2 separate regions of the Homo sapiens genome follow, and region 1 is linked to region 2. The links are chromatin loops, found by intact Hi-C in ENCODE. Cell type or tissue: lower leg skin. All regions are shown on one strand. Each heading gives the region's core, and the rest is flanking DNA. Links, peaks and the distances in the headings are about the cores only.

The links. Hi-C counts contacts between places; a loop is a spot of excess contacts. Peaks named below come from ENCODE experiments on the same cell type or tissue, not always from the same donor. Only the 100,000 strongest peaks of a DNase experiment are listed, where the experiment ranks them.
Region 1: it touches region 2 in a loop (18-fold over the local background); 24 of 110 quality-filtered maps call a loop at or near these places.

What each region holds. Positions count from the first base shown.
Region 1 is chr7:93,058,984-93,075,663 of GRCh38, reverse strand. No RefSeq gene overlaps it. Among named protein-coding and RNA genes, the nearest start is that of SAMD9, 51 kb to the left of the region's middle. In lower leg skin, for the core only: no CTCF peak of the experiment used is centred there; no DNase peak of the experiment used is centred there.
Region 2 is chr7:92,593,354-92,610,033 of GRCh38, reverse strand. LOC105375397 (a long non-coding RNA gene) reads left to right here and starts at 9,099. Exons shown (of 3, transcript XR_927744.3): 1 at 9,099-9,600; 2 at 14,766-14,858. CDK6 (cyclin dependent kinase 6) reads left to right here. Exons shown (of 8, transcript NM_001145306.2): 8 at 1-5,113. RefSeq lists a silencer at 11,141-11,190. In lower leg skin, for the core only: no CTCF peak of the experiment used is centred there; no DNase peak of the experiment used is centred there.

The sequences.
Region 1 (16,680 bases), core at 5,465-13,464, 470 kb before region 2:
TCATCAGAAACCTTACAGGCCAATATAGAAAGTGATGAAATATTCAAAATGCTGAAAGAAAAAAACTTGCTAACCAAGAAAACCATACCCAACAAAGCTATACTTCAGAAATGAAAGAGAAATGAAGCCTTTCCCAAACAAGCAAAAACTGAGGGAATTCTTTAGATCCACTAGATCAGTGCTACCAGTAATGATCAGGAGAATCCTACCTCTGGAAGCAAAAGGATGATATATACCAACACAAAAACATACAAAAGCATAAAATTTACTGGTAGAGCAGACACATGAAAGAGAAAGAAACCAAATATTATCACTACAGAAAACCATCAAACCACAAAGTAAACAGTAAGAGAAGAAAAGAACAAAACTATACAAACAATCCAGAAAACAATTAATAAAATGACAAGTGTAAGTCCTCACCTATGAATAATAACCTTGAATGTTAATTGTTTAACTCTTTCAATTAAAAGATACAGACTGGCTGAATGGATTTTTTAAAAATCACAAAACCAAACTATACGCTCTCTGTAAGAAAATCACCCCATCTGTAAAGACACACATAGACTGAAAGTAAATGCATGGAATAAGACATTCCACACAAACAGAAACCAAAAGTATGCAGGAATAGCTATGTTTGTATATGACAAAATAGACAGTAAGCCAAAAAGTCATAAGAAGACACAAAGGTAATTATATAATGATAAAGGGATCAACTTACCAAAATGATATAACAATTATAAATATATATGCATTCAACACTGGAACAACCAACAATATAAAGCAAATATTATTAGAGATTAAAAAGAGAGATAGGCCCAATACAATAATCGGGCTTCACTACACTTTTTAGCACTGGACAGATCACCTAGATGGAAAATCAACACAGGAACATAGGACTTAAACTGTCGTATAGAACAAATGAACCTAACAGACATTTACAGAACATTTCACCCAATAGCTGCAGATACAAATTCTTCCCATCAACCCATGGAACATTCTTCAGGACTGACTATATGTCAGGCCACAAAATTATTCTCAACTAATATTTTTAAATATCAAAATCATATAAAATATTTTCTCAGACCACAATGGAATAAAATGAGAGATCAATAACAAGAGGAACTTTTAGAACTATACAAATATATGGAAATTAAGTAACATGCTTCTGAACAACCAATGGGTCAATTAAGAAATTAAAAAAGGGCTGGGCGCGGTGGCTCATGCCTGTAATCCCAGCACTTTGGGAGGCTGAGGCAGGCAGATCACGAGGTCAGGAGATCGAGACCATCCTGGCTAACACAGTGAAACCCTGTCTCTACTAAAAATACAAAAAAAAATTAGCCGGGCATGGTGGCGGGCACCTGTAGTCCCAGCTACTCAGGAGACTGAGGTGGAGAATGGCATAAGTAAAACCCAGGGAGGCAGAGCTTGCAGTGAGCCGAGATCACACCATTGCACTCCAGCCTGGGTGACAGAGCGAGCCTCCATCTCAAAACAAAAACAAAACAAAAAAACAAAAACAAAAACACAACAAAACAAAATAAAAAAACAGAAATTAAAAAGGAAATTTTAAAACTTCTCAAAACAAATGAAAATACATACACAACATAACAAAACCTATGAGATATAGCAAAAGTAGTAGTAAGAAGGAAGTTTATGGCAGTAAGTGCCTCCATCAAAAAAGTAGAAAGGTTTTAAATAAACAACAACAGTGGAGCCAAGATGGCCGAATAGGAACAGCTTCAGTCTACAGCTCCCAGCATGAGCAACACAGAAGACAGGTGATCTCTGCATTTCCAACTGAGGTACTGGGTTCATCTCACTGGGAAGTGTCAGAAAGTGGGTGCAGGATAGTGGGTGCAGCACACCAAGCATGAGCCGAAGCAGGGTGAGGCATCGCCTCACCAGGGAAGCACAAGGGGTCAGGGAATTCCCTTTCCTAGTCAAAGAAAGGGGTGACAGACAGCACCTGGAAAATCAGGTCACTCCCACCCTAATACTGCACTTTTCCAACGGTCTTAGCAAATGGCACACCAGATCATATCCCGCGCCTGGCTCGGAGGGTCCTATGCCACGGCGCCTTGCTCATTGCTAGCACAGCAGTCTGAGATCAAACTGTAAGGTGGCAGCGAGGCTGGGGGAGGAGCGCCCGCCATTGCTGAGGCTTGAGTAGGTAATCAAAGTGGCTGGGAAGCTCTAACTGGGTGGAGCCCACCACAGCTCAAGAAGGCTTGCCTGCCTCTGTAGACACCAGCTATGGGGGCAGGGCATAGCCAAACAAAAGGCAGCAGAATCCTCTGCAGACTTAAATGTCCCTGTCTGACAGCTTTGAAGAGAGTAGTGCTTCTCCCAGCATGCAGCTAGAGATCTGAGAACAGACAGACTGCCTCCTCAAGGGGGTCCCTGACCCCCGAGTAGCCTAACTGGGAGGCACCCCCCAGTAGGGGCAGACTGACACCTCACACGGCCAGGTACTCCTCTGAGACAAAACTTCCAGAGGAACGATCAGGCAGCAACATTTGCTGCTCACCAATATCCACTGTTCTGCAGCCTCCACTGCTGATACCCAAGCAAACAGGGTCTGGAGTGGACTTCCAGCAAACTCCAACAGATCTGCAGCTGAGGGTCCTGACTATTAGAAGGAAAACTAACAAACAGAAAGGACATCCACACCAAAACCCCATCTGTACATCTCCATCATCAAAGACCAAAGGTAGATAAAAACACGAAGATGGGGAGAAACCAGAGCAGAAAAGCTGAAAATTCTAAAAATCAGAGCACCTCTCCTCCTCCAAAGGAACGCAGCTCCTCACCAGCAATGGAAAAAAGCTGGATGGAGAATGACTTTGATGAGTTGAGAGAAGAAGGCTTCAGATGATCAAACTACTCCGAGCTAAAGGAGGAAGTTCGAACCCATGGCAAAGAAGTTAAAAACCTTGAAAAAAAATTAGACTAATGGCTAACTAGAATAACCAATGCAGAGAAGTCCTTAAAGGACCTGATGGAGCTGAAAACCATGGCATAAGAACTACATGACAAATGCACAAGCCTCAGTAGCCGATTGGATCAACAGGAAGAAAGGGTATCAGTGATGGAAGATCAAATGAATGAAATGAAGCGAGAAGAGAAATTTAGAGAAAAAAGATTAAAAAGAAATGAACAAAGCCTCCAAGAAATAAGGGACTATGTGAGAAGACAAAATCTACATCTGATTGGTGTACCTGAAAGTGACGGGCAGAATGGAACCAAGTTGGAAAACATTCTGCAGGATATTATGAAGGAGAACTTCCCCTATCTAGTAAGGCAGGCCAATACTCAACTTCAGGAAATACAGAGAATGCCACAAAGATGCTCCTCGAAAAGAACAACTCCAAGACACATAATAGTCAGATTCACCAAAGTTGAAATGAAGGAAAAAATGTTAAGGACAGCCAGAGAGAAAGGTCGGGTTACCCACAAAGGGAAGCCCATCAGACTAACAGCAGATCTCTTGGGAGAAACTCTACAAGCCAAAAGAGAGTGGGGGCCCATCTTCAACATTCTTAAAGAAAAGAATTTTCAACCCAGAATTTCATATCCAGTCAAACTAAGCTTCATAAGTGAAGGAGAAATAAAATACAGACAAGCAAATGCTGAGAGATTTTGTCACCACCAGGCCTGCCCTACAAGAGCTCCTGAAGGAAGCACTAAACATAGAAAGGAGCAACCGGTACCAGCCACTGCAAAAACATGCCAAATTGTAAACACCATCGATGCTAGGAAGAAACTGCATCAAATAACGAGCAAAAGAACCAGCTAACATCATAATGACAGGATCAAATTCACACATAACAATATTAACCTTAAATGTAAACGGGCTAAATGCTCCAATTAAAAGACACAGACTGGCAAATTGGATAAAGAGTCAAGACCCATCAGTGTTCTGTATTCAGGAAACCCATCTCATGTGCAGAGACACACACAGGCTCAAAATAAAGGGATGGAGGAAGATCTACCAAGCAAATGGAAAACAAAAAAAAGCAGAGGTTGCAATCCTAGTCTCTGATAAAACAGACTTTAAGCCAATAAAGATCAAAAGAGACAAAGAAGGCCATTACATAATGGTAAAGGGATCAATTCAACAAGAAGAGCTAACTCTCCTAAATATATATGCACCCAATACAGGAGCACCCAGATTCATAAAGCAAGTCCTTAGAGACCTACAAACAGACTTAGACTCCCACACAATAATAATGGGAGACTTTAACACCCCACTGTCAACATTAGACAGATCCACGAGACAGAAAGTTAACAAGGATATCCAGGAATTGAACTCAGCTTTGCACCAAGCGGACCTAGTAGACATCTACAGAACCCTCCACCCCAAATCAACAGAATATACATTCTTCTCAGCACCACATCCCACTTATTCCAAAATTGACCACATAGTTGGAAGTAAAGCACTCCTCAGCAAATGTAAAAGAACAGAAATTATAACAAACTGTCTCTCAGACCACAGTGCAATCAAACTAGAACTCAGGATTAAGAAACTCACTCAAGGCCGGGCGCGGTGGCTCACGCTTGTAATCCCAGCACTTTGGGAGGCCGAGGCGGGCGGATCACGAGGTCAGGAGATCGAGACCATCCTGGCTAACACGATGAAACCCCGTCTCTACTAAAAAAATGCAAAAAAAATTAGCTGGGCGTGATGGCGGGCGCCTGTAGTCCCAGCTACTCAGGAGGCTGAGGCAGGAGAATGGCGTGAACCCGGGAGGCGGAGCTTGCAGTGAGCCGAGATTGAGCCACTGCACTCCCGCCTGGGCCACAGAGTGAGACTCCGTCTCAAAAAAAAAAAAAAAAAAAAAGAAACTCACTCAAAACCGCTCAACTACATGGAAACTGAACAACCTACTCCTGAATGACTACTGGGTACATAACGAAATGAAGGCAGAAATAAAGATGTTCTTTGAAACCAACGAGAACAAAGACACAACATATCAGAATCTCTGGAACACATTTAAAGCAGTGTGTAGAGGGAAATTTATAGCACTAAATGCCCACAAGAGAAAGCAGGAAAGATCTAAAATTGACACCCTAGCATCACAATTAAAAGAACTAGAGAAGCAAAAGCAAACACATTCAAAAGCTAGCAACAGGCAAGAAATAACTAAGATCAGAGCAGAACCGAAGGAAATAGAGACACAAAAAACCCTTCAAAAAAATCAATGAATCCAGGAGCTGGTTCTTTGAAAAGATCAACAAAATTGATAGACTGATAGCAAGAATAATAAAGAAGAAAAGAGAGAAGAATCAAATAGACACAATAAAAAATGATAAAAGGGATATCACCACGGACCCCACAGAAATACAAGCTAACATCAGAGAAAACTATAAACACCTCTATGCAAATAAACTAGAAAATCTAGAAGAAATGGATAAATTCCTTGACACATACACCCTCCCAAGACTAAACCAGGAAGAAGTTGAATCCCTGAATGGACCAATAACAGGCTCTGAAATTGAGGCAATAATTAATAGCTTACCAACCAAAAAAAGTCCAGGACCAGATGGATTCACAGCCGAATTCTAACAGAGGTACAAGGAGGAGTTGGTACCATTCCTTCTGAAGCTATTCCAATCAATAGAAAAAGAAGGAATCCTCCCTAACTCATTTTATGAGGCCAGCATCATCCTGATACAAAAGCCTGGCAGAGACGCAACAAAAAAGAGAATTTTAGACCAATATCCCTGATGAACATCGATGCAAAAATCCTCAATAAGATACTGGAAAACCAAATCCAGCAGCACATCAAAAAGCTTACCCACCATGATCAAGTGGGCTTCATCCCTGGGATGCAAGGCTGGTTCAATGTATGCAAATCAATAAATGTAATCCAGCATATAAATAGAACCAATGACAAAAACCGTACGATTATCTCAATACATGCAGGAAAGGCCTTTGACAAAATTCAACAACACTTCATGCTAAAAACTCTCAATATATTAGGTATTGATGGGACGTATCTCAAAATAATAAGAGCTATCTATGACAAACCCACAGCCAATATCATACTGAATGGGCAAAAACTGGAAGCATTCCCTTTGAAAACTGGCACAGGACAGGGATGCCCTCTCTCACCACTCCTATTCAACATAGTGTTAGAAGTTCTGGCCAGGGCAATCAGGCAGGAGAAGGAAATAAAGGGCATTCAATTAGGAAAAGAGGAAGTCAAATTGTCCCTGTTTGCAGATAACATGATTGTATATCTAGAAAACCCCATCGTCTCAGCCCAAAATCTCTTTAAGCTGATAGGCAACTTCAGCAAAGTCTCAGGATACAAAATCAATGTGGAAAAATCACAAGCATTCTTATACACCAATAACAGACAAACAGAGAGCCAAATCATGAGTGAACTCCCATTCACAATTGTTTCAAAGAGAATAAAATACCTAGGAATCCAACTTACAAGGGACGTGAAGGACCTCTTCAAGGAGAACTACAAACCACTGCTCAATGAAATAAAAGAGGAAACAAACAAATGGAAGAACATTCCATGCTCATGGGTAGGAAGAATCAATATCATGAAAATGGCCATACTGCCCAAGGTAATTTATAGATTCAATGCCATCCTCATCAAGCTACCAATGACTTTCTTCACAGAATTGGAAAAAAACTACTTTAAAGTTCATATGGAACCAAAAAGAGCCCACGTTGCCAAGTCAATCCTAAGCCAAAAGAACAAAGCTGGAGGCACCACGCTACGTGACTTCAAACTATACTACAAGGCTACAGTAACCAAAACAGCATGGTACTGGTACCAAAACAGAGATATAGATCAATGGAACAGAACAGAGCCCTCAGAAATAATGCCGCATATCTACATCCATCTGATCTTTGACAAACCTGAACAAAAACAAGAAATGGGGAAAGGATTCCCTATTTAATAAATGGTGCTGGGAAAACTGGCTAGCCATATGTAGAAAGCTGAAACTGGATCCCTTCCTTCCACCTTATACAAATATTAATTCAACATGATTAAAGACTTAAATGTTAGACCTAAAACCATAAAAACCCTAGAAGAAAACCTAGGCAATACCATTTAGGACATAGGCATGGGCAAGGACTTCATGTCTAAAACACCAAAAGCAATGGCAACAAAAGCCAAAATTGACAAATGGGATCTAGTTAAATTAAAGAGCTTCTGCACAGCAAAAGAAACTGCCATCAGAGTGAACAGGCAACCTACAGAATGGGAGAAAATTTTTGCAATCTACTCATCTGACAAAGGGCTAATATCCAGAATCTACAATGAACTCAAACAAATTTACAAGAAAAAAACAAACAACCCCATGAAAAGTGGGCAAAGGAAATGAACAGACACTTCTCAAAAGAAGACATTTATGCAGCCAACAGACACATGAAAAAACGCTCATCATCACTGGCCATCAGAGAAATGCAAATCAAAACCACAATGAGATACCATCTCACACCAGTTAGAATGGTGATCATTAAAAAGTCAGGAAACAACAGGTGCTGGAGAGGATGTGGAAAAATAGGGACACTTTTACACTGTTGGTGGGACTGTAAACTAGTTCAACCATTGTGGAAGTCGGTGTGGCAATTCATCAGGGATCTAGAACTAGAAATACCATTTGACACAGCAATCCCATTACTGGGTATATACCCAAAGGATTATAAATCATGCTGCTATGAAGACACATGCACACGTATGTTTATTGCGGCACTATTCACAATAGCAAAGACTTGGAACCAACCCAAATGTCCAACAATGATAGACTGGATTAAGAAAATGTGGCACATATACACCATGGAATACTATGCAGCCATAAAAAGTGATGAGTTCATGTCCTTTGTAGGGACATGGATGAAGCTGGAAACCATCATTCTTAGCAAACTACCAAGGACAAAATACCAAACACTCCATGTTCTCACTCATAGGTGGGAACTGAACAATGAGACCACATAGACACAGGAAGGGGAAAATCACACACTGGGACCTGTTGTGGGGTGGGGGAGGGGGGAGGGATAGCATTAGGAGATATACCTAATGTTAAATGACGAGTTAATGGGTGCAGCACACCAACATGGCATATGTATACATATGTAACTAACCTGCACGTTGTGCATATGTACCCTAAAACTTAAAGTATAATAAAATAAATAAATAAATAAACAACAACACACTTCAAGGAAATAGAAATGCAAGAACAAACCAAACCCCAAATTAGTAGAAGGAAATAAATAATAAAGATCAAAACAGAACTAAACAAAATAAAGACTTAAAAGATCTTTAAGATCAACAAAACAAAAGTTTTGTTTTTTGAAAAGATATATAAAATTGACAATCCCCTGGCTAGTCTAAGAAAAAAACAGAAAAAAATAAACAAAATTGGAAACTAAAAGGGAGATATTACAACTGATACCACAGAAACTCAAACAATCATTAAAGACAATTATGAACAACTGTATGTCAAACTATTGGAAAATCTAGAGAAAATAGATAAATTCCTGGATACCTATAACCCACTAAGATTGAACCAGGAAGAATAGAAAACCTGAACAGACCATTAATGAGTAGGATACCTGTAACCTACCAAGATTGAACCAGAAAGAATAGATAACCTGAACAGACCAATAACAAGTAATAAGATCAAATCAGTAACATAATTCCCCCCTAAAAAATAAGTCCAGAATCAGATGGCTTTATTGCTGAATTCTACCAAACTCACAAGAAACTAACACCAGTTCTCCTCAAACTATTCTAAAAAAAAAAACGAAGAGAAGGGAATTCACCCTATCTCATCCTATGAGGCCAGCATTACCCTGACATCACAACTAGACAAGGATGCAACCAGAAAGAAACTACAGGGCAATATCCATGATGAACATAGATGCAAAAATCTGCAATGAAATCAATCCAATAATACATTAAAAAGATAATATACAATGAGCAAATGACTTTTATCCCAGGGATGCAAGGATGGTTCCACATACATAAATTAATAAATGTAATACATAATGTAAACAGAATGAAGGGCAAAAGCCATATAATCATCTCAATAGATGGAAAAGCATTTGAAAAATTCAACATCCCTTCATGGTAAAAACTTTCAACAAATTAGGAACAAAAGGCATATATCATAACACAATAGAGGCCATATATGACAAACCAACAGCTAACATCATACTGAATGGGAAAAAGTTGAATGCCTTTCCTGTAAGAACTGGGGCAAGACAAAGATGCCCACTTTACCTTTCTTACTCAAAATAATGCTGGAAGTCCTAGCCAGAGCAATTAGGTGAGAGAAAGAAATAAAGGGCATCAAAATTAGAAAAGAGAAAGTTAAATGGTCCCTTTTTGCAGATGACATAATCTTATATATAGAAAAACCTAAAGATTTCATCAAAAAACTCTTATAACTGATAAAGTCAGTAAAGTTGCAGAATACAAAATTAGCATACCAAAATCAATAGTATTTCTATACACCAATAATGAAACAGCTGAAAAAGAAATCAAGAAATCAATCCCATTTGCAGTACCTGCAAAAAAAGGAAAATACCCTAGAAATAAATGTAACTATGAAAGTGAAGGATTTCTGCGATGAAAACTATAAAACACTGATGAAATAAATTGAAGGGGAAATAAACAAATGGAAAGACATCCCATGTTCATGGATTGAAAGAATTAATATTGTTATAACAACTGTACTACCCAAAGCAATCTACAGATACAAAGCAATCCCTATAAAAATATTAATTATGTTCTTCACAGAAATAGAAAAAAAAAACCTAAAGTTCATATGGAACTACAAAAGACCCAGAATAATCAAAGCAACACTAAGAATGAAGAACAAAACTAGAGACATCACACCACCTGACTTCAAAATATATTACAAAACTATAATAACTAAAACAACATGGTATTTTGTATAAAAACAGACATACAGACCAATGAAACAAAACAGGAAACCCACAAATAAATCCACATTATTTACAGCCAACATGTTTTTGACAAAGGCACCAAGAACATATACATTTGTGAAAGGACAGCCTTTTCAATAAATGATGCTAGGAAAACTGGGTATCCCTATACAGAAGAATGAAACTAGACCACCATTTCTCACCATATATGAAAATCAACTGAAAATGGATTAAAGACTTAAATGTAATATTCAAAAATATAAAACTACTAGAAGAAAACATAGGTGAAACACTTCAGGACAGTGGCCTAGACAAATATTTTATGAGTAAGACTTCAAAAGCGCAGGCAACCAAAAAAAAAAATAGATAAATAGGACTATATCAAGTGTAAAGGCTTCTGCATAAAAAAACAAAATAATCAAATAGAGTGAAGAGATAACCTAAAATGGGAGAAAATATTTGCAAACTATTTACCCAACAAGAGTCTAATATCCAGAACATACAAGGAACTAAAGAAGTTCAATAGGCCAGGCACAGTGGCTCACGCCTGTAATCCCAGCATGTTGGGAGGCCGAGGTGGGCGGATCACGAGGTCAGGAGATTGAGACCATCCTGGCTAACACAGTGAAACCCCGTCTCTACTAAAAATACAAAAAAATTAGCCAGATGTGATGGTGGGCGCCTGTAGTCCCAGCTACTCGGGAGGCTGAGGCAGGAGAATGGCGTGAACCTGGGAGGCGGAGCTTGCAGTGAGCCGAGATAGCGCCACTGCACTCCAGCCTGGGCGATGGAATGTGACTCCGCCTAAAAAAAAAAAAAAAAGAAAAGAAAGAAAGAAATTCGATAACAAAACAAATCTGATTAATGGGCAAAGCATCTAAATAGATATTTTTCAAAACAAGATATGCAGATGCCTAAGAAGTATATGAAAAATACTCAACATCACTAATTATCAGATTAATGTAAATCAAAACCACAATGAGGTCATATCTCACCCCATTTAGAATGGCTCTTATCAAAAAGACAAAAAAAAATGAATGCTGGTGAGGATGTGGAGAAAAGAGAATCCTTATACACTGTTGCTGGTAATGTAAATTAGTAGAGCCATTATGGAAAGTAGTATGGAGTCTTCTCAAAAAGATAAAAATAGTATTACCATATAATCCAGCAATTCCATGACTGTGTATTTATCCAAAGGAGAGAAAGTCAGTATATGGAAGAAATATCTACACCCTCATGTTCATTGAAACATTAGCCATGATAGCCAAGATATGGAATCAACCTAAATGTGCATCAATAGATGAACGGATCCAGTTAATGTGGTATATACATATAATGGAATACTATTCAGTCATAAAAAGTAATATAATCCTGTTATTCATGGCTATGTGGATGACCCTGGAGGACATTATGATAAATGAAGTAAGTCAGGCGCAGAAAGATAAACACCACATGTTCTCAGTCATATGTGGAAGCTTTAAAAAGTTGAGCTAATAGAAATAGGGAGTAGAATTGTGGTTGTTACAGGCTGGAAAGGATAGGGTGGAGGGGGGGATAGGAAGAGAGTTAACAGATACAAAATTACAGCTGGATAGGAGGAATAAGTTCTAGTGTTCTATAGCACTGATGGGCAAATATGGTTAACTGTAATGTAATCTACTGTACATTTTCAAAAAGCTAGAAGAGAGAATTTTGAATCTTTCCAAAACAAAGAAATGATAAATGTCTAAGGTGATGAGTATGCTAATTACCCTGATATGATCATTACACATTGTTTACATGTATTGAGATATCACTCTGTATCCCATAAATATGTACAATTATTACATGTCAACTAAAAATAAAAGGGAGAAAAATAATCTCTACTTGAGGAGAATTAAATAAATTATTAGGTTAAAAAAAATTTATGCTGAAAGAAAAAATACTATATCCAGAATTCTATATCTAGAATTCTATATCCAGTAAAAAAAAAAAATAATTCCTCAAAAATGTATCCAGAAAGATATATTTTCTGGTAAATAAAATCTAAAATAATCCATAGCCAGCAGATTCAAAACTAAAAAAAAAGGGCTAAGAGAATTCTTCAGTCTAAAGTGAAATAATACCAAATGGAAATTTTGATCTACAGAACGATACAGAGAGCACCACAAATAATTTTTAAAATAGGTAATAGAGAATTTTAAAATATAAAATATTTTTTAAAGAAAATTACTTTTTCTAGCAAATACAATGACTAAAATACTGTGAGGTTTATAACATGTAAAAGCAAAACATAAAACAACAATAGTGCCAGGAGAAAATTCTCCATGGGTTTCTTGTGTTTCTGAAGCTGTTCTGAGAAGTGGCACTGACTTTGTTTGATCCAGAATATCTTCTTGAGATTATTTTTACAGTGAACAGTTTTGGAAATAGTGTCTCCCTCAGGAGGCTTGCTAACCATTATAAAAGATTCAGATTTCCTACACTTGGGATTGCTCTCCTAGAATGCAACCGACAGCATGTGCAAGTGTTACCTGGTCTTTTTCATGTTGCCCTTTAGGAATTGGAGTCTTAAGTCTTCCACTATGGTCTGTGAAACTACAGCAAGCTAACTTGTTAGCTTGCAAGTAATGTAAAATTTCAGACCCTCCACAGTGCTTGACACACAGCAAGAGTTGCACTGAAACAAAAGCTATGGTTGCTGCTCAAGCCACTTGAACATCTGTGTCAAAGGTCAGCAGGTAAGAGAGGAGTTACAGCAATGGGTATTGACCCTGCCATCAGGAGAGGTGAAGCTGCTGTTATACAGTGATAGCAGAGAAGAATGTTTTGCATGTAAGTGATATCTTTGGGTGAATCAGTACCCTGTTGCCAATTTTGACAGTAGATGAACGATTGCAGCAGTCACGGCCTGAGAAGGGCATGGTAACCAAGGATTCAGAACCCTCAAGGTTTAAGGTTTTGTAACACTGAGTTAGCCACCAAGACCAGCAGAGATGCTAGATGAGGGTGAGAAAATCTAGAATAGAGAGCAGAGAGGCAAGATTACGAGTATCAGTTTCAGTCCTAAGAATGCCTACATTGCAAGGGTTGTAGTTTGTCCCATTCGCTTTCCTCCTACTGGTTTCTAAAAGAGGTCTTCCAGAATCCTAGAAGATCTGCTCCTCAAATGAAGAAATAAATCCAAGCAGCTCAAGAGGTGGGCTGTAGTGAATGTTGTGATGTACCGCTGAAATCCCTTTGGGATCAAAGAGCTTATTTTCCCAGAAGCTGGGTGTGCTGCCAGAATAAATTATTTATTTCAGCTGAAAAGAGCCTGTATCCAATAATTGATATGGAATATAAAGGCTATGCCCCCCTCATCCCGACTCTGAACAACTCTCAGTAACCACCTTGTCTTCATTTTCCCATATGGTCAACTGAGGCTTTGTTGAGACTGAATTGCAGCCCAGCTTCTCCCTCTGCTCAATCTTGCTTTCGCTCCTTCCCTTCCACATGTGTTGATCCCAATCACCCTCCTTAACAAACTCCCTTCTATCAGAGTCTCAAAGTCTGCTTCCTGGAGGGCTGAACCTGCAAAATAGACCAATGGGACAGATTCACCAGACCATAAACCAAGCCTCACATATATATGGATTATTGATTTATGAGAAAGGTGGAATAGCAGAACAGATTTTCCAATAAGTCATAAAAGGTAAATTTGTTATCCATATGGAAAAAGTGAAATTGAACACTATATCACACTCCCTACACAAAAATCATTTCCAGGTGATTTAAAGATCTAAATGAAAAAGGTAAAATGCCAAAGATTTTAGGAGAATCATCATGAATCTGGGGTACATAAGGATTTCTTAAGCACCTCACAAAAAGCACTAAAGAGAAATATTTGTTATTTAAAATTAGGAATTTCTATACATTAAAAAAATCACATAAGAATACAGAGACAAGCCACAGAGAAGATATGAACAACCTATAACCAACAACTGTCCAGAGGCCAGATTATATAAAGAATACCTACAAATAAATGAGGATGAGGAAGATAAGCCAATTTTTAAAATTGATCAACCTGGCCAACAAAGACTTGTAAAAGTGATTAACCCCATTAGCTAATAATGAAATACTAATTAAAACTCTGATGAAATATAATTAATTAGATTGGCAAAGATAATTTATGTAATTTTAACTTTTATTTTAGATCAGGAGGTACATGTGCAGGTTTGTTACATGGGTATATTGCCTGACACTGAGGTTTGGGGTACAAATGATCCTGTCACCCAAGTAGTGAGCATAGCACCCACTCGGTAGTTTTTCAACCCTTGTTGCACTCCCTGCTACCCTCAGCCCATGGACCCCAGCGTCTATTGTTCCTTTCTTTATGTCCATGTTTACCCAATGTTTAGCTCCAACTTAGAAGTGAGAATATGCACTATTTGGTTTTCTGTTCCTACGTTAATTCTCTTAAAAGGATGGCCTCCAGCTACATCCATGTTGCTGCAAAGTACACAATTTCACTGTTTTTATGGCTGTGTAGTATTCCATGGTGTATATGTACCACATTTTCCTTATTCAGTCCACCACTGTTGGGCTCCTAGGTTGATTCCATGTTTTTGCTGTTGTGAATAGTGCTGCAATGAACATATATGTGCATGTGTCATTTTTGTAGAATGACTTGTTTTCCTTTGGGTATATACCCAGTAATGCGATTGCTGAGTCAAACGATAGTTCTGCTTTAAGGTCTTTGAGAAATCTCCAAACTATTTTCCATAGAGCTGAACTAATTTACATCCCCACCAACACTGTGTTTAAGTGTTCCCTTTTCGCTACAGCCTCACCGGCATCTGTTCTTTTTTGACTTTTTAAGTAATAGCCATTCTGAGTAGTGTGAGATGGTATCTCGTTGTGGTTTTGATATGCATTTCTCTGATAATTAGTGATGTTGAGCATTTTCTCATGTTTGTTGTATGTCTTCTTTTGAGAAGCATCTGTTCATGTCCTTTGTAGATTGGCAAAATAGTTTTGTTTTTTTGTTTGTTTGTTTGTTTTGAGATGAAGTCTTGCTCTGTCACCCAGGCTGGAGTGCAGTGGCGCGATCTCGGCTCACTGCAACCTCCACCTCCTGTGTTCAAGCAATTCTCCTGCCTCAGCCTCCCGAGTAGCTGGGATTACAGGTGCACACCACCAAGCCCAGCTAATTTTTGCATTTTTTAGTAGAGACGGGGTCTCACCATGTTGGTCAGGCTGGTCTCCATCTCCTGACCTTGTGATCCACCCGCCTCAGCCTCCCAAAGTGCTAGGATTACAGGCGTGAGCCACCGTGCCTGGAGCAAAATATTTTTAAGCTGGTGATATTTAGCGCTGGTGCAGATATACAGCATCGGGAAGCCTCCCACTCTGATGATGGCAGTGTAAATTGATACAATCACTCTAGAAAACAGAATGGTAGTATTGTATAAGTTTGAAGATAAATATACTTTATCAGCCAGCAATTTCTCTCCCAACAATATAACCCAGAGCAGGGTTTGTCAAGCTCAGCACTATTGACTTTATAGGTGTGTTAATTCTTTGTCATGGGTGGCTGTCCTGTGCGTTGTAGATCGTTTAGCAGGACTCCAACTTCTACCTACTAGATGCCAGTAGCACTTGCCAGTTGTTACAATAAGAAAAGTCTCAAAACGTTGACCAATGTCTCCTAGGAAGCAAAATCTCCTTAGGTGAGAACGAGTCTCCTGTAGCATCATTTCTAATTGCCGAAATCACAAAACAATCCAAGTGCTAATCAAAGATGAAATAAATTATTATAGTGTAGAACATACAAGCTCTAGTTACTTATATAGCAATTAAAATTTTTAAAATTAGATTCATTAACAATATAGGCCTTACAAACATTATATTGAGTGAAAAAAACACCTGTGTTTTTACACAGAAGAATATACATTATGATCCCATATATATTATATATAAGAAAAAAAACAAAACTGTATGTTGTAGGGAACTTTACATGGGCAGGAAGTAATGGAAAGCAGGGAAATGACTACCATTAAGGTAAATCTTCCTACAGGGGTAGGCATACTGGGAAAAACAGGACGTTCGTATTTTCTTGGTATTGAAATGTTCTATTCTTGATTCAGCTAGTAGTGAGATGAGTAGTATCTTTATAACTATTTTAAAACTATATATATAAGTGTAGTACTCTTTTCAGTATGTATATTTTGAAATTTTAAAAGAAACGTTTAAATAGAAATCCTGTCTTGACTCATTTCTCCAAATAGCATATCCATGCCTTTCCTCACCTTTACAGCCCTTTATTGAAAAACTCCAAAAACTTACTGAAATTCACTGTCTGTCTTCCTTCTTTTCATTCTCTTTTGAACACGCTTTAATCTATAACCACTATTGCTCCATTGGAAATATTGCTATAAGATTGCTTCTCAGCAGCATTTAACACAAATGATCACTTCCTCCTTCCTGAAATATTTTCTCCACTTGGCTATCAAGACACCTCACTCTCTCGATTTTCTCCCAACCTCACTGGCTGCTCATCCTTAGATTACTTTGCTTGTCCCTCCTTATCTTTAAGAGCTTTTGCTGCCACAGAAGCTGCAGCAAGTAAACTGGAAGATCTTCCTAAGATAACTGATGAAGGTGGCCACACTGAACAACAGATTTTCAATGTAGATGAAACAGCCTTCAAAAAGTCCATCCCTGGCTTCAAAGCTTCAAAAGACAGGCTGACTCTCTCTTTTTTTTTTTTTTTTTTTTTTTTTTTTTTTTTGAGACGG
Region 2 (16,680 bases), core at 5,880-13,879:
TTTCATTCTAACTTTATTTTTCTGCGCATATTTAACTCTTTCCTAGCACTTGTTTTTTGGGATGATTAATAGTCTCTATAATGTTCTGTAACTTCAATATTTTACTTGTTACCTAGGTTCTGAACAATTGTCTGCAAATAAATTGTTCTTAAGGATGGATAATACACCCATTTTGATCATTTAAGTAAAGAAAGCCTAGTCATTCATTCAGTCAAGAAAAAATTTTTGAAGTACCCAGTTACCTTACTTTTCTAGATTAAAACAGGCTTAGTTACTAAAAAGGCAGTCCTCATCTGTGAACAGGATAGTTTCGTTAGAAGTATAAAACTCCTTTAGTGGCCCCAGTTAAAACACACATACCCTCTCTGCTGCTTTCAAATTCCCTAGCATGGTGGCCTTTCAACATTGATTAAATTTTAAAATCCTAATTTAAAGATCAGGTGAGCAAAATGAGTAGCACATCAGTAATTCAGTAGACAAAACTTTTGTCTGAAAAATTGCTGTATTGAAACAGAGCCCTAAAATACCAAAAGACCAGGTAATTTTAACATTTGTGGAATCACAAATGTAAATTCATAAGAAGCTCTAATTAAAAAAAAAAAGTCTGAAGTATATGAGCATAACAACTTAGGAGTGTGTCTACATACTTAACTTTTGAAGTTTTTTGGCAACTTTATATACTTTTTTTAAATTTACAAGTCTACTTAAAGACTTCTTATACCCCAAATGATTAAGTTAATTTTAGAGGTCACCTTTCTCACAGCAGTGTCACTTGAAATTTAGTAGGGAAGGATATTGCAGTATTTTTCAGTTTCCTTAGCACAGCACCACAGAAAGCAGCTTATTCCTTTTGAGTGGCAGACACTCGACGGTGCCTGCCCAACTTTCCTCCTGAGTGGCAAGCAGATGAGTCTCAGTAATTCATACTGAACCAAAATGCCACATACACTAGGGGCAGTCAGAAACTGGCTGAGAAATCCCCCGCCTCATTCGCCCCTCTGCTCCCAGGAACTAGAGTCCAGTTAAAGCCCCTATGCGAAAGGCCGAATTCCACCCCAGGGTTTGTTATAACAGTGGCCAGTCTGAACCCCATTTGCTCGTGCTCAAAACTTGATTCCCACTTGAAAGCCTTCCGGGCGCGCTGCCTCGTTGCCCCGCCCCTTTGGCAGGAGAGAGGCAGTGGGCGAGGCCGGGCTGGGGCCCCGCCTCCCACTCACCTGCCGGTGCCTGAAATTATGTGCGGCCCCGCGGGCTGCTTTCCGAGGTCAGAGTGCCCTGCTGCTGTCTCAGAGGCATCTGTTCTGCAAATCTTAGGAAGAAAAATGTCCCTAGTAGCAAACGGGTGTCTTCTGTGCATAAATAAGTACAACACAATTCTCCGAAAGTTCGGGTAAAAAGAGATGCGGTAGCAGCTGCCCTGTGTGAAGCTGTCTACCCCGCATCTCTCAGGCGCTAAGCTCAGTTTTTGTTTTTGTTTTTGTTTTTTTAAAGAAAAGATGTATAATTGCAGGAATTTTTTTTTATTTTTTTATTTTCCATCATTCTATATATGTGATGGTGAAAGATATGCCTGGAAAAGTTTTGTTTTGAAAAGTTTATTTTCTGCTTCGTCTTCAGTTGGCAAAAGCTCTCAATTCTTTAGCTTCCAGTTTCTTTTCTCTCTTTTTCTTTGTTAGGTAATTAAAGGTATGTAAACAAATTATCTCATGTAGCAGGGGATTTTCATGTTGAGAGGAATCTTCCGTGTGAGTTGTTTGGTCACACAAATAACCCTTTCTCAATTTTAGGAGTTTGGATTGTCAAATGTAGGTTTTTCTCAAAGGGGGCATATAACTACATATTGACTGCCAAGAACTATGACTGTAGCACTAATCAGCACACATAGAGCCACACAATTATTTAATTTCTAACTCTCTGTGGTCCCTAGAAAAATTCCGTTGATGTGCTTAGGTTAAAGTTCTGAAGATACCCGTTGTACCCTTACTTGAAAGTTTCTAATCTTAAGTTTTATGAAATGCAATAATATGTATCAGCTAGCAATATTTCTGTGATCACCAACAACTCTCAGTTTGATCTTAAAGTCTGAATAATAAAACAAATCCCAGCAGTAATACATTTCTTAAACCTCACAGTGCATGATATATCTTTTCATTCTGATCCTGTGTTTGCAAAAATATACACATGTATATCATAGTTCCTCACTTTTTATTCATTTGTTTTCCTATTACCTGTAGTAAATATATTAGTTAGTACATGGAATTTATAGCATCAGCTACCCCCAGGAACAGCACCTGACAGGCGGGGGATTTTTTTTCAAGTTGTTCTACATTTGCATAAATTATTTCTATTATTATTCATGTATGTTATTTATTTCTGAATCACACTAGTCCTGTGAAAGTACAACTGAAGGCAGAAAGTGTTAGGATTTTGCATCTAATGTTCATTATCATGGTATTGATGGACCTAAGAAAATAAAAATTAGACTAAGCCCCCAAATAAGCTGCATGCATTTGTAACATGATTAGTAGATTTGAATATATAGATGTAGTATTTTGGGTATCTAGGTGTTTTATCATTATGTAAAGGAATTAAAGTAAAGGACTTTGTAGTTGTTTTTATTAAATATGCATATAGTAGAGTGCAAAAATATAGCAAAAATAAAAACTAAAGGTAGAAAAGCATTTTAGATATGCCTTAATTTAGAAACTGTGCCAGGTGGCCCTCGGAATAGATGCCAGGCAGAGACCAGTGCCTGGGTGGTGCCTCCTCTTGTCTGCCCTCATGAAGAAGCTTCCCTCACGTGATGTAGTGCCCTCGTAGGTGTCATGTGGAGTAGTGGGAACAGGCAGTACTGTTGAGAGGAGAGCAGTGTGAGAGTTTTTCTGTAGAAGCAGAACTGTCAGCTTGTGCCTTGAGGCTTCCAGAACGTGTCAGATGGAGAAGTCCAAGTTTCCATGCTTCAGGCAACTTAGCTGTGTACAGAAGCAATCCAGTGTGGTAATAAAAAGCAAGGATTGCCTGTATAATTTATTATAAAATAAAAGGGATTTTAACAACCAACAATTCCCAACACCTCAAAAGCTTGTTGCATTTTTTGGTATTTGAGGTTTTTATCTGAAGGTTAAAGGGCAAGTGTTTGGTATAGAAGAGCAGTATGTGTTAAGAAAAGAAAAATATTGGTTCACGTAGAGTGCAAATTAGAACTAGAAAGTTTTATACGATTATCATTTTGAGATGTGTTAAAGTAGGTTTTCACTGTAAAATGTATTAGTGTTTCTGCATTGCCATAGGGCCTGGTTAAAACTTTCTCTTAGGTTTCAGGAAGACTGTCACATACAGTAAGCTTTTTTCCTTCTGACTTATAATAGAAAATGTTTTGAAAGTAAAAAAAAAAAATCTAATTTGGAAATTTGACTTGTTAGTTTCTGTGTTTGAAATCATGGTTCTAGAAATGTAGAAATTGTGTATATCAGATACTCATCTAGGCTGTGTGAACCAGCCCAAGATGACCAACATCCCCACACCTCTACATCTCTGTCCCCTGTATCTCTTCCTTTCTACCACTAAAGTGTTCCCTGCTACCATCCTGGCTTGTCCACATGGTGCTCTCCATCTTCCTCCACATCATGGACCACAGGTGTGCCTGTCTAGGCCTGGCCACCACTCCCAACTTGACCTAGCCACATTCATCTAGAGATGGTTCCTGATGCTGGGCACAGACTGTGCTCATGGCACCCATTAGAAATGCCTCTAGCATCTTTGTATGCATCTTGATTTTTAAACCAAGTCATTGTACAGAGCATTCAGTTTTGGCTGTGGTACCAAGAGAAAAACTAATCAAGAATATAAACCACATTCCAGGCTGCTGTTTTCTCTCCATCTACAGGCCACACTTTTACTGTATTTCTTCATACTTGAAATTCATTCTGCTATTTTCATATCAGGGTACAGACTTATAAGGGTGCATGTTCCTTAAAGGTGCATAATTATTCTTATTCCGTTTGCTTATATTGCTACAGAATGCTCTGTTTTGGTGCTTTGAGTTCTGCAGACCCAAGAAGCAGTGTGGAAATTCACTGCCTGGGACACAGTCTTATAAGAATGTTGGCAGGTGACTTTGTATCAGATGTTGCTTCTCTTTTCTCTGTACACAGATTGAGAGTTACCACAGTGGCCTGTCGGGTCCACCCTGTGGGTGCAGCACAGCTCTCTGAAAGCAAGAACCTTCCTACCTATTCTAACGTTTTTGCCCTCTAAGAAAAATGGCCTCAGGTATGGTATAGACATAGCAAGAGGGGAAGGGCTGTCTCACTCTAGCAACCATCCCTCCATTACACACAGAAAGCCCTCTTGAAGCAAAAGAAGAAGAAAGAAAGAAAGCTTATCTCTAAGGCTACTGTCTTCAGAATGCTCTGAGCTGAATGCTCTTGCTCCTTTCCCAAGAGGCAGATGAAAATATAGCCAGTTTATCTATACCCTTCCTATCTGAGGAGGAGAATAGAAAAGTAGGGTAAATATGTAACGTAAAATATGTCATTCAAGGACCACCAAAACTTTAAGTACCCTATCATTAAAAATCTGGTTTTAAAAGTAGCTCAAGTAAGGGATGCTTTGTGACCCAGGGTTTCTGAAGTCAGATAGCCATTCTTACCTGCCCCTTACTCTGACTTATTGGGAAAGGGAGAACTGCAGTGGTGTTTCTGTTGCAGTGGCAAAGGTAACATGTCAGAAAATTCAGAGGGTTGCATACCAATAATCCTTTGGAAACTGGATGTCTTACTGGGTGCTAGAATGAAAATGTAGGTATTTATTGTCAGATGATGAAGTTCATTGTTTTTTTCAAAATTGGTGTTGAAATATCACTGTCCAATGTGTTCACTTATGTGAAAGCTAAATTGAATGAGGCAAAAAGAGCAAATAGTTTGTATATTTGTAATACCTTTTGTATTTCTTACAATAAAAATATTGGTAGCAAATAAAAATAATAAAAACAATAACTTTAAACTGCTTTCTGGAGATGAATTACTCTCCTGGCTATTTTCTTTTTTACTTTAATGTAAAATGAGTATAACTGTAGTGAGTAAAATTCATTAAATTCCAAGTTTTAGCAGAATGTGTTTTTTTTCTTTCTTTTTTTTTTTTTTTTTTTTTTTTTGGTGCTTCTTATTTGCAACCTGGCCATGTGGTAGAAAGAATGTGTTTTAAAGTTTTACTTTAAGAGATTCCTTTTCAGGCTTCTAGTGTTTAAAAAGTAAATAACAGCTAAGTGAGCTTAGAACTCATTCAACAATTGGCCGGGCACGGTGGCTCATGCCTTTAATCCCAGTACTTTGGGAGGCCGAGGCAGGCAGATCACCAGAGGTCAGGAGTTCAAGACCAGGCTGGCCAACGTGGTGAAACCCTGTGTCTACTAAAAATACATGAAAACTAGCCGGGCATGGTGGCACGCGCCTGTAATCCCAGCTACTCAGGAGACTGAGGCAGGAGAATCACTTGAACCTGGGAAGTGGAGGTTGCAGTGACCTAAGATGGCGCCACTGCACTCCTGCCTAAGCAACAGAGCAAGACTCCATCTCAAAAAAAAAAAAGAACTCATTCAACAATCATGCGTTGCTTAATGACTGAGATACAGTCTGAGAGATGCATTGTTAGGGGATTTCATCGTTGTGAGAACATCATAGAGTGTACTTACACAAATACACACCTAGACTAGATGGTGTAGCCTAAGCCTCCTAGGCTACAAACCTGTATAGTATTGAATACCGTAGGCAATTGTAACACATTGTTAAGTATTTGTGTATCTAAACATAGAAAAGGTACAGTCAAAATATGGTATAAAAGATAAAAAATGGTACACCTGCAAAGGGCACTTACACTGAATGGAGCTTTCAGGACTGGAAGTTTCTCAGGATAAGTCAGTGAGTGGTGAGTGAATGTGAAGGCCTAGGACATTACACTACTGTAGACTTTACTGTACACTTAGGTCACACTAAATTTATTTTAAATTTTTTCTTTAATAATAAATTAACCTTGGCTTACTGTAAATTTTTTAGTTTATAAACTTTAATTTTTTTAACTTTTTGACTTTTTTTTTTTTTTTTTGAGACAGGGTCTCACTCTGTCACCTACGCTGGAGTACAGTGGCACAATCATGGCTCACTGCAGCCTCCACCTCCCAGGCTCAACCTATCCTCCCACTTCAGTCCCCTACCCCCAAGTAGCTGGGATTTCAGGGGCATGATTGACTCTTTTATAATAACACTTTATTTTTAAACACAAACACATTGCACAGCTATACAAAAATATTTTCTTTATTCTATAAGATTTTTTCTATTTTTAGTTTTTTTTTTAATTTTTAAACTGTTTCATTAAAAACTAACATGCAAACACACACATTAGCCTAGGCCTACACAGGGTCAGGGTTATCAATATCATTGTCTTCTACCTCCATATCTTGTCCCACGGGAAGGACTTCAGGGGGCAATAACACACATGGAGCTGTCATCTCCTGTGATAGTGCCTTCTGAAATACTTCCTGAAGGACATGCCTCCGGCTGTTTTACAGTTAACTTTTTTTATAAGTAGGCGTACACTCTGTAGCAATGATTAAAAGTATAGTATAGTAAATACATAAATCAGTAACAGCCATTTATCATTATCACAAATGTGAGTCATGTGTTACACTGTGACATCACTAGGCAATAGGAATTTTTCAGCTCCACTATAATCTTACCAGACCACCGTTATATATTCAGTTCATCATTATGCAGTGCATGACTGTATTTATTGAACCCTCATTAGTTGACTGTGCTAAGCACTGAAGTTACAAAAATGAGTAAGGCAATGGACAGTCCTTTCAGGAGCTTACAGGAAGAGAAGGGGCTGTGAAAAAGGTTTGTGTAACTAATTGCTAATCACCTGGAGATGAGCAAAGTTTTCACCTTGGAAATCATGCTTAAGGGGACTCAAAAACAAAGAGCAATGATTTCCAGTTTCATGAGGAGAAATACTTTGCCCATGTAGAGGCCTGTAGTTTTATGAAAGAGCAGGCAGGGAAGGTGAGGAGGCTGGTGAGACTGTGCCTGGGACAGTGGCCTTCAAATATCTGGATCATAACCTAGAGAAAGAAATAGAATCTGCCAGCATGAGCTGGTACACACATACACACACATACACACACACACATATATGCTGGATCATTTTCTTTGAAGCTGTGTACAAACAGCTCCTTTGGTTATCTCTGGTATTTGGTACTCACTTAGGACCACATTGCATTAAAAAAGCCTAGTAGCCTTTTGCCATTGATTTTACCCTCTGGACTGTCATCCCAATTTACATTTCCTGTTGTCTAGGGAAGAACTCCTTATGTGGATGGCTCCCGGAAGGCCATATTTGTTCAAACTTACATTTTACAAAATGATGCTATGTGGTCCACACATTCTCTTTTCTGTTTTGTTATCTACTACTCTGAAAATAACTAGTGACTAAAGCTGATTTCACAATCACATGAATAGGCCATGACTTACAGTTTGAAAATTATTGATAAAAGAGGCGGGTATGTGAAGGAGAGTCAGGAGGTAAGGTCATATAGGCCATGTAAAGGAGCTTGGAACCACAGAAGGACTTTAAAGAAGGAGATTATTTCTGTTAATTTTTGTTCAACTATGTATGTACTGGAGGCAGAGGGAGGAATAGATCAAGCAGCTCCCGAGATACTACACAATAAACCAAAAGGGGGATCATTGTCACTGATACATATATTCCTCTCTTCGTATATAATATCAGGTATACTGTATTTAAATTGGACTTCCAGAATTCCCTAGAAGCTCCCATTAGGACTTGCCTTTATTTTTTTATAGGTCCTAAATTGCATTTAAATTTTATTTATTTATTTATTTTTGAGGCAGGATCTTACTCTGCACGTAGACTAAAGTGCAGTGGCACAATCTCACCCCCCAAGTATCTGGGACTACAGGCAGGAACCACCACTCCTGGCTAATTATTATTATTCTTATTTGTAGAGACAGGGTCTCACTATGTTGCCTAGGCTGGTCTCAAACTCTTGGGGTCAGGTGATCCTCCTGCCTTGGCCTCCCTAAGTGCTGGCATGAGCCACCATGCCCAGGAGGCTGGTGAGACTGTGCCTGGGACAGTGGCCCTCAAATATCTGGATCATAACCATTTAGATTTTTAAACTTTAAATTTTAAATTTTAAAACTCTTTAAAAAATATTCATGAGGTAATATAAAGGGTCAAGAATTTGATCTTTATTAAGATATCAAAAACTTGTGGTTTATAAAGGGGTCAGTCATAATGATACATGTTTCCACAAACCATAGGCATCTACAACCAGGTTTGATTGGACCATTTTCTTTATTTTTTATTTTATTTATTTATTTATTTATTTTTGAGATGGAATTTCGCTCTTATTGCTTAGGCTGGAGTGAAGTGGCGCGATCTCGGCTCACTGCAACTTCCGCCTCCCAGGTACAAGTAATTCTCCTGTCTCAGCCTCCCAAGTAGCTCGGATTACAGGCATGCACCACCACACCTGGCTAATTTTTTGTGTATTTAGTAGAGATTGGGTTTCACCATGTTAGTCAGGCTGGTTGCAAACTCCTAACCTCAGGTAATCCACTCCCCTCGGCCTCTCAAAGTGCTGGGATTACAGGCTTGCGGCACCGCGTCTGGCCTACTGGACCTTTTTTTTTTTTTTTTTTTGAAGCTATGTATGAACAGCTCCTTCAGTTATCTCTGTATTACTCACTCAGAACCTACTATACATTACATTACATTACATTACATTACATTACATTACATTACATTACATTACATTACATTACATTAAGAACCTAGTAGCTGTTTGCCGCTGATTTTGCCCTTTGGAATGTCAGCCCAATTTGCACCTCCTGTTCTGTAGGGAAACACTCTTAATGGTAGGGATGGGTCCCAGGATGCCATGTTTGCTCTGCAGTGTGGTGAAACCCAGTCTCTACTAAAAATACAAAAATTAGCCAGGCATGGTGGTGCATGTTTGTAATCTCAGCTGCTTAGGAGATTGAGGCAGGAGGATCACTTCAACCCGGGAGGCAGAGGCTGCAGTGAGCTGAGATCACACCACTGTACTCCAGCCTGGGAGACAGAGTGAGACTCTGTGGAATAGAATGCAAAATTCAGATTCTTAAGGCAATGTATTTCTACTTTTATAGATTTATTTTTAAATAAACCCATTTTTATAAAAATGAAAAAAATACAGATAACTTCAAAGATACTATTTGACTTTAATAACTGCATTGGAGGATACCACTAGATGCCCCTTGATACAATTCCCTCTCCTGTGGAAAATTTTGAGAAGCACCACAGCAGCCAAGAGAACACATTGGCACTTGTTTGGAAAGGGGTCTGTTGTTCTAAATGCTGTACCTCCTCTGGTCTCCAGGATTCTTCATTTGAAAATGACAACTATTCTGTGATAAAGAAAGTCAAGTTTACCCATATTCACTGGATGTCTACAACTGGTGTCGGCTTTCAAAGAGCATCCGATACAAGGAGGCAGAAGCATCAAGAGGCACCCAGTAGTTCATTGGTTCAACAGTGATGGTTTGTAATAATAGACCCTCCCTCCTGCTCCTTGGATTGCATTGTGATACAGTGTTATTTAACTGTGGATGCAGCAAAAATAGTGCCCTGGAGGAGAAGGGAAGCAATTGACATCCAGTGAACTCCCCAAGTGCCAATTTGGTACATGCCATACAAACTATCTTATTTCATCAAGTCATTCTTACCTCCAAAGTGAGAATAAGTAGATGGTGTGGTCAGCCCCAAAAAGTTCTGAAATGAAGTTGTATATAAACACATAGGAAAGAAATATCAGTGCATGCTCTAGGGTCTAGTGGTGCCTAAACAGAGTAGAGGTTCAATAGTATTGAATGGATTAGTGATGAATTTCCAGTGGCCAAGTGACTGAAATGTAACTGCTGAAATAAAATCATCACATACTTACCATAAAATATTTAAAGAATACAAAAACTACTAAGAAAAAAATTAATATTACCTGAAACTCCACAACCTGGAGAAAATCACTGCTAATATTTTGATAAATAATTTCTAGATACCTAGCTTTGTACAGATACATGTAAGATACAGGAATGAAATTTTACGCTATGATGATGGGCTGGCTGTACACCCCATTCAATAACTTGTGTTTTGAGTGTTGTGTGTTGCTTTACAGAAGATCTTGGACAATTCGTCATTGCAATACATATAAATCTACATTAACTTCTCTTACAGCTGAATAGTGTGCCATTGTGTAAATGTACTATAATTTACTTACCCAATCCCCTATTGATAGGTATTTCTCCCCACCATATATCCAATTTTTTACTGTTAGAAACAATGCTTCTAAGGAGGGTGCGGTGGCCCACGCCTATAATCCCAGCACTTTGGGAGGCCAAGCCCAGGGGTTTGAGACCAGCCTGGGAACATGGTGAAACCCCGTCACTACAAAAAATACAAAAAAAAAGCCAGGCACGGTGGCATGGACCCTGAGACTGAGGTGGGAGGATGGCTTGAGCCAGGAAGGTCCAAGTAGTAAGTCATGATTGTGCCACTGCACTCCAGCCTAGTTGACAGAGTGAGACCCAGTCTCAAAAAAAAAAAAAAAAAAAAAAAAGAAGAAGAAGAAAGAAACAGTGCTTCTAAGGGCAGTACTGCGCATGCATTTATATTTATTTGCATATGTCAGCAGCTAGCTTTAAGTCATCTCATCACTGGAAACTCATACATTCATTCATTCAACACTTAATGAACTTCTGTTCCAGGCACCAGCAAACCCTAGAAATACAGTAGTGAACAAAACAAGGTGCTTGCTCTCATGGAGCTAACATAAATATTTGCATAGGATAATTACATTATGATAAGTGCTAAAATTGCTATAAGGTAGAAAGTACTTGCATTGGCCAATGCAAAGACTTTGGTATTTACTCTGAATAAGATGGGAAACTGCTGGAAGATGGGAAACTGGTGTCAGAAAAGGCCCTGTCAAAAGAGTTGAGGCATGAAGAATGAGACTAAGGCAGCTAGGTGGGGTGCTCAGGGGAAAGCAGCTGAAAGCTTCAAGGTAGGAAGGCTTGGTATGTAGAAAAGACATCAGTGAGCCTAGAGCATAGTCAGTCGGGGGAGGAGTGGTCAGAGATGAGGTTAGAGAGGTAGAGAATGTAGACAGCCTGTTTGAGAAGCTGAATCATAAAGCAGAACAGAGAAATGGAGGTAGAGCTCAGGGAGGATGTGGTATCAAAGGAGAATTCTTGTTTTCTGAGATGGAAGACAGTCCATTGTGGAAACAGAGAGATTGAGGGTGAAAAAGAAGCAATAACAGCAGAAGCAAAGGTAATGAGAAGAGGGAGAGGAAGGGCCCAGGAGAACAAGAGGAAGAGCTGGATTTGAGAGAGAAAAGGATTAATGGGAGGGCAGGCAAAGACAGTGGGTACAGGTACAAACAGACCAGTCAATATGGCAGTGAAACTAGTCATTGATTCATTTAGTAAATATTTATTGAGCACAGTGATGTGCCAGGCACTGTCCTTAGGCACTGGGGATGTGGCAGTAAACAAAATACACAAAATGTCTTGTTTTTATGGAGCTTGTTTTCTAGTGAGGGGCAACAAATAAATAATTATAGTAAACTAGGATGTTAGATACATGTGTGGGAAGAAATGAGGAAAGGAATATAAAGTGTCATGGGGGTGCAATTTTAAACGAGGAGATCAGTGAAGGCCTCATAGAGAAGGTGACACTAGATCAAAGGACTTACAGAGAAGAGGAATCTAGGTGTATTAGTGATGAAGAAAACAACAGGTGCTAATGCCTTAAGGCAGGAGCATGCCTGCCATGTCCAAAGAACAGCAAGGGGGCCAGTGTAGCAGCAATTAACTGCAAGAGAAAGAAAGGAGATATTCCAGGGAAGTTAGTGGCAGGAGAAGCATATCTTGGAGGGGCTTCTTGGCCAATGCAAAGACTTTGGTATTTACTCTGAATAAGATGGGAAACTGCCGGAAGGCAAGAAGCACAGTCGTGACATATGATCTGTTTGTAAAGCCACTGTGACTGCTCTATTGAGAAAATACTTTAGGGTGGCAAAGATGTAAGCGGGGAGCCTGGGTTAGGAGGCTGTTGTAATAATCCAGATGAGAGATAATGGTAGCTTTGATCAAAGTGAAAACAATGGAGACAACAAGATGTAAGATGTTTTGAAGGTAAAGGTTATAGTAGGTGCTTATAAATTAGACATGGCATTGAAAGAGAAGAAGCGTGGATGGGCTGGGCGTGGTGGCTCACGCCTGTAATCCCAGCACTTTGGGAGGCCGAGGTAGGTGGATCACCTGAGGTCAGGAGTTTGAAATCAGCCTGGTCAACATGTGAAAGCCCATCTACTAATAAGAAAAAATACAAAAATTAGCCAGATGTGGTGGCGGGCGCCTGTAATTCTAGCTACTTGGGAGGCTGAGGCACAAGAATCACTTGAACCCTGGAGGCGGAGGTTGCAGTGAGCTGAGATCACAGCATTGCACTCCAGCCTGGATGACAGAGTGAGACTTTGTCTAAAAAAAAAAAAGTGAGGATGTCTCTGAAGTTTTTGGCTTAAGCAGGTGGAAAGATCAAGTTGCCATTTACTGAGATGGGAAGAATGTAGGAGGACCTGGTTTTAGGGAGAATATTGGGAGTTGGACACTGGACATGTTAAGCTTGAGCTCATATGAGACACTGAAGTGAGGATGTTGACTAGGCAGTTAGAGGCATGAGTCTAGATTCCAAGGAAGTGGTCTAGATTGGAAATAAAAGTTTTGAAGTTGTCAGTGTATGGATGGCATATAAAGCTAGAGATTGGATGAGATCAACAAGAAAGAAAGTGTCTATAAAAAGAAGAGATCCCGGCTGGGTGCGTTGGCTCATGCCTGAAATCCCAGCATTTTGGGAGGCCGAGGCAGGCGGATCACCTAAGGTCAGGAGTTCAAGACCAGCCTGACCAACATGGAGAAATCCCATCTCTACTAAAAATACAAAATTAGCCAAGCGTGGTGGCGCCTGCCTATAATCCCAACTACTAGGGAGGCTGAGGCAGGAGAATTGCTTGAACTCGGGAGGCGGAGGTTGTAGTGAGCCAAGATCATGACATTGCACTCCAGCCTGGGCAACAAGAGTGAAACTCCGTCTCAAAAAAAAAAAAAAAAAAAAAAAAAGGAAAGATCCCAGAACCAAGCTCTACAGTGCCCCAGTGTTTATATGCCAAGCTCTACAGTGCCCCAGTGTTTATATCCCAGGAGACGAAGGAAAATATGCAACAGAGACTAAGTGGACTTTACGAGAAGCAGAAGGTGAGCATAGTGTCTGGAAATCCAAGTGAAAAAAAATCTTTTGAGGAGGAGAGAGTCATTGTTGTGACAAATGCTGCTGATAGGTCAAGGAAAATAAGGGGCAACTGATTAAGCAACATAGAGAAGATGAGCAACCTTGAAAAGAAATCTTGATTAGGTGGTAGAAGTAGAAGCCTGATTAGATTGGATTCAAGAAAGAATTGGTCAGTAAGTGGGATGTGAAAAATACTAACTGTGAAATGAAAAGTACTAAGTGTAAAGTAAAAGATGTGAGGTGTGAAGTATGACCTGGTACAATATTGACCCCACACTTTGATAAGCTCAGAGTACTTTCCTCCTAAGATCAAGAACAAGGCAAGAATGTCAGCTTTCACCACTTCTATTCGACACTGTACTGGAGGTGCTAGCTAATGCAATAAGCAAGAAAACAAAAAACATACAGATTAGAAGGGAAGTAAAGTCTCTCTCTCTCTCTTTTTTTTTTTTTTTTTTTTTTTTTTGAGATGGAGTCTCACTCTGTTACCCAGGCTGGAGTGCAGTAGCAAGATCTTGGCTCACTGCAACTTCCACCTCCCGGGTTCAGGCAATCTACCTCAGCCCCCAAGTAGCTGGGATTACAAGCATGTGCCACCATGCCCGGCTAATTTTTGTATTTTTAGTAGAGACGAGGTTTTACCATGTTGGCCAGGCTGGTCTCAAACTCCTGACCTCAAGTGATCTGCCCACCTCGGCCTCCCAAAGTGCTGGGATTACAGGTGTGAGCCGCCACACCTGGCAAGTCTCTCTTTATTCAAAGACAGTATGAGTGTCTATGTAGAAACTCCAAAGGCTCTACCAAAAAAAAAAAAAAAAAAGGCTACTAGAATGAATAAATTTAGCAAGGTTATAGGTTTAACTGCAAAAGGGCACAAGGAAACTTTCTAGAGAGATGGAAAATGATATCCTGATGGTAGTCACGGTTACATGATCATATATATTTTTCAAAACTCATCAAACTGAACATTTTAAACTGGTGGATTTTACCGGATGTGGAATATACCTCAATAAAGCTGATTTTTAAAAGAAAAAATAAAGATGTTTTCTTTCAATGCTAACAACAAAGCCATCCTGAAATAATTGTCCAAGAATGTTTATAGCTTGTGAGTCACCTCAACAAGGGTGGAACGAGAGGAAAATTACAGTGAAATTATAACCCATTGATTCAGTTGGCGCCCTCATGAACACCAGAAACTTTCCTTTCTGACTCACTTTACTTGGTAGCTTCCACTGCCTTTATCCAATAATAGTACTCAACCTGGGGTTTACAAACGGAAAATTAATTAAAATGAATGTCTATTTGGTTTTCATGATCCAAATCCTTTTTTAAAAACATCCTTTTTATATTTTTTACAGCGAGAAATATAGTTGTCAGGAGCACAAGATGATCACGTTTGCTGGTGATCATTTTCTCTGCATGTAGGCAAAATTACATCCAGAAGTTAAATGGTGAGTGTGGAATCGGAGCAAGGGGAGTTGATTAGCTGAGCAGTCCTATAAAATAAAATAAATCAGAAAGAAGGGAATATGGTGGAAAATAAAAATTCCTATACCTGCCCTCTAAACTCACTAATACCATTATGAAGTATCCAGCAATGAAGATTTCAAGCATACGTACGTAAAAAGTTGAACCATATGAAATTGCCATTCTCATAGGTTAGAAATTACTGCATGTCGGCAATTTCATAAGGCTCAACCAATGCATCCTCTTGCTGCACATACTGCCATACTCTATATACTCACATTCTTTTTTTTTTTTTTTTCTTGAGACAGGTTCTCACTTTGTCACCCAGACTGGAGTGCAGTAGCATGAACACAGCTCACTGCAGCCTCAACCTCCCTAGGCTCAGGTAATTCTCCCACCTCAGCCTCCCAAGTAGCTGGGACCATTATGCACCGCCAACCCCGGCTAATTTTTTATAGAGATGAGATTTTGCCCTGTTGCCCAGACTGGTCTTCAACTCCTGAGCTCAAGCAATCTACCCACCTCGGCCTCCCAAAGTGCTGAGATTGCAGGTGTAAGCTACTGTGCCCGGCCTACTCATACTCTTTATAATTCTCTTTTTCACTTAATAATAATGTATAGTGGCCATTTTTCCCTATCAACACATACAGCTCTACATCACTTTCTAAATAACTGCATAATTTGCCATTACATGGACATACCATACTTTAACCCTTTTGATGGATATTTAACTTGTTTCCTGTCTTTTGCTCTGTCATTTAATATAGTTGGATAAACACAACGGCTGTTGTCTTCAAACACAAAAGCTCCATGTTTTCATTTCCAGTCTAGTGACATGCATGCCAAAACAACATACTTGGGTTTGTGGGTTGAGTTTCTGTATCTCTCACCATTGTTTAAAATCTCAAATACCCACACAACAATAACAAAAAAAAATAGGAAAATCAGGCTGGGCTTGGTGGCTCATGCCTGTAATCCCAGCAATTTGGGAGGCCGCGGCGGGCGGATCACTTGAGGTCAGGAATTCAAGACCAGCCTAGCCAACAAGGTGAAAACCCATCTCTACTAAAAATACAAAAATTAGCCAGGCATTGTGGTGACGTGTGCCTGTAATCCCAGCTACTTGGGAGGCTGGAGCAGGAGAATCACCTGAACACGGGAGGCAGAGGTTGCAGTGAGCTGAGATCTCACCACTGCACTACAGCCTGGGTGACAGAGCGAGACTCTGTCTCAAGAAAAAAAAAAAAAGAAAAAAGAAAAAGAAAAATATATAGGACAATCCACTATATTGTTTAATTTGGATATAGACCCAAGTTCATCGCTAAAGATGCCACCTGAGTTATAATCTTTGTTATTCAAGCTGAAAAATCCTGCCCCAGAGAATTATTATTATTATTAGACTGTTACTATTTACAGCTTTGCCTTTTATCAATGCTTATGTTACTACCCTGCTTAAACAGCTTTATCTCATTTGCAAGAACATGGGTAGATCTGGAGGATGTTATATTAAGTGAAATAAGTCAGGCACAGAAAGACAAATACTGCATGATCTCACTTATATGTGGAATCTAAAAAGGCTGAACTCATAGAAGTAGAGAGTAAAATTTGGTTATCAGGGGCTGGAGGAGTGGGAAGGGAGGGAAGTGGGAGCTGCGGATCAAAAAGTACAAAGATTTAAATAGACAAGAACAATAAGTTTTGAGATCTACTGCACAGCAGGGTGACTATGGTCAATAATAATGTATCATATATTTCAAAATAACCAAGAGTAAGTTTCAAATGTCTCACCATAAAAAAAATAGGTAG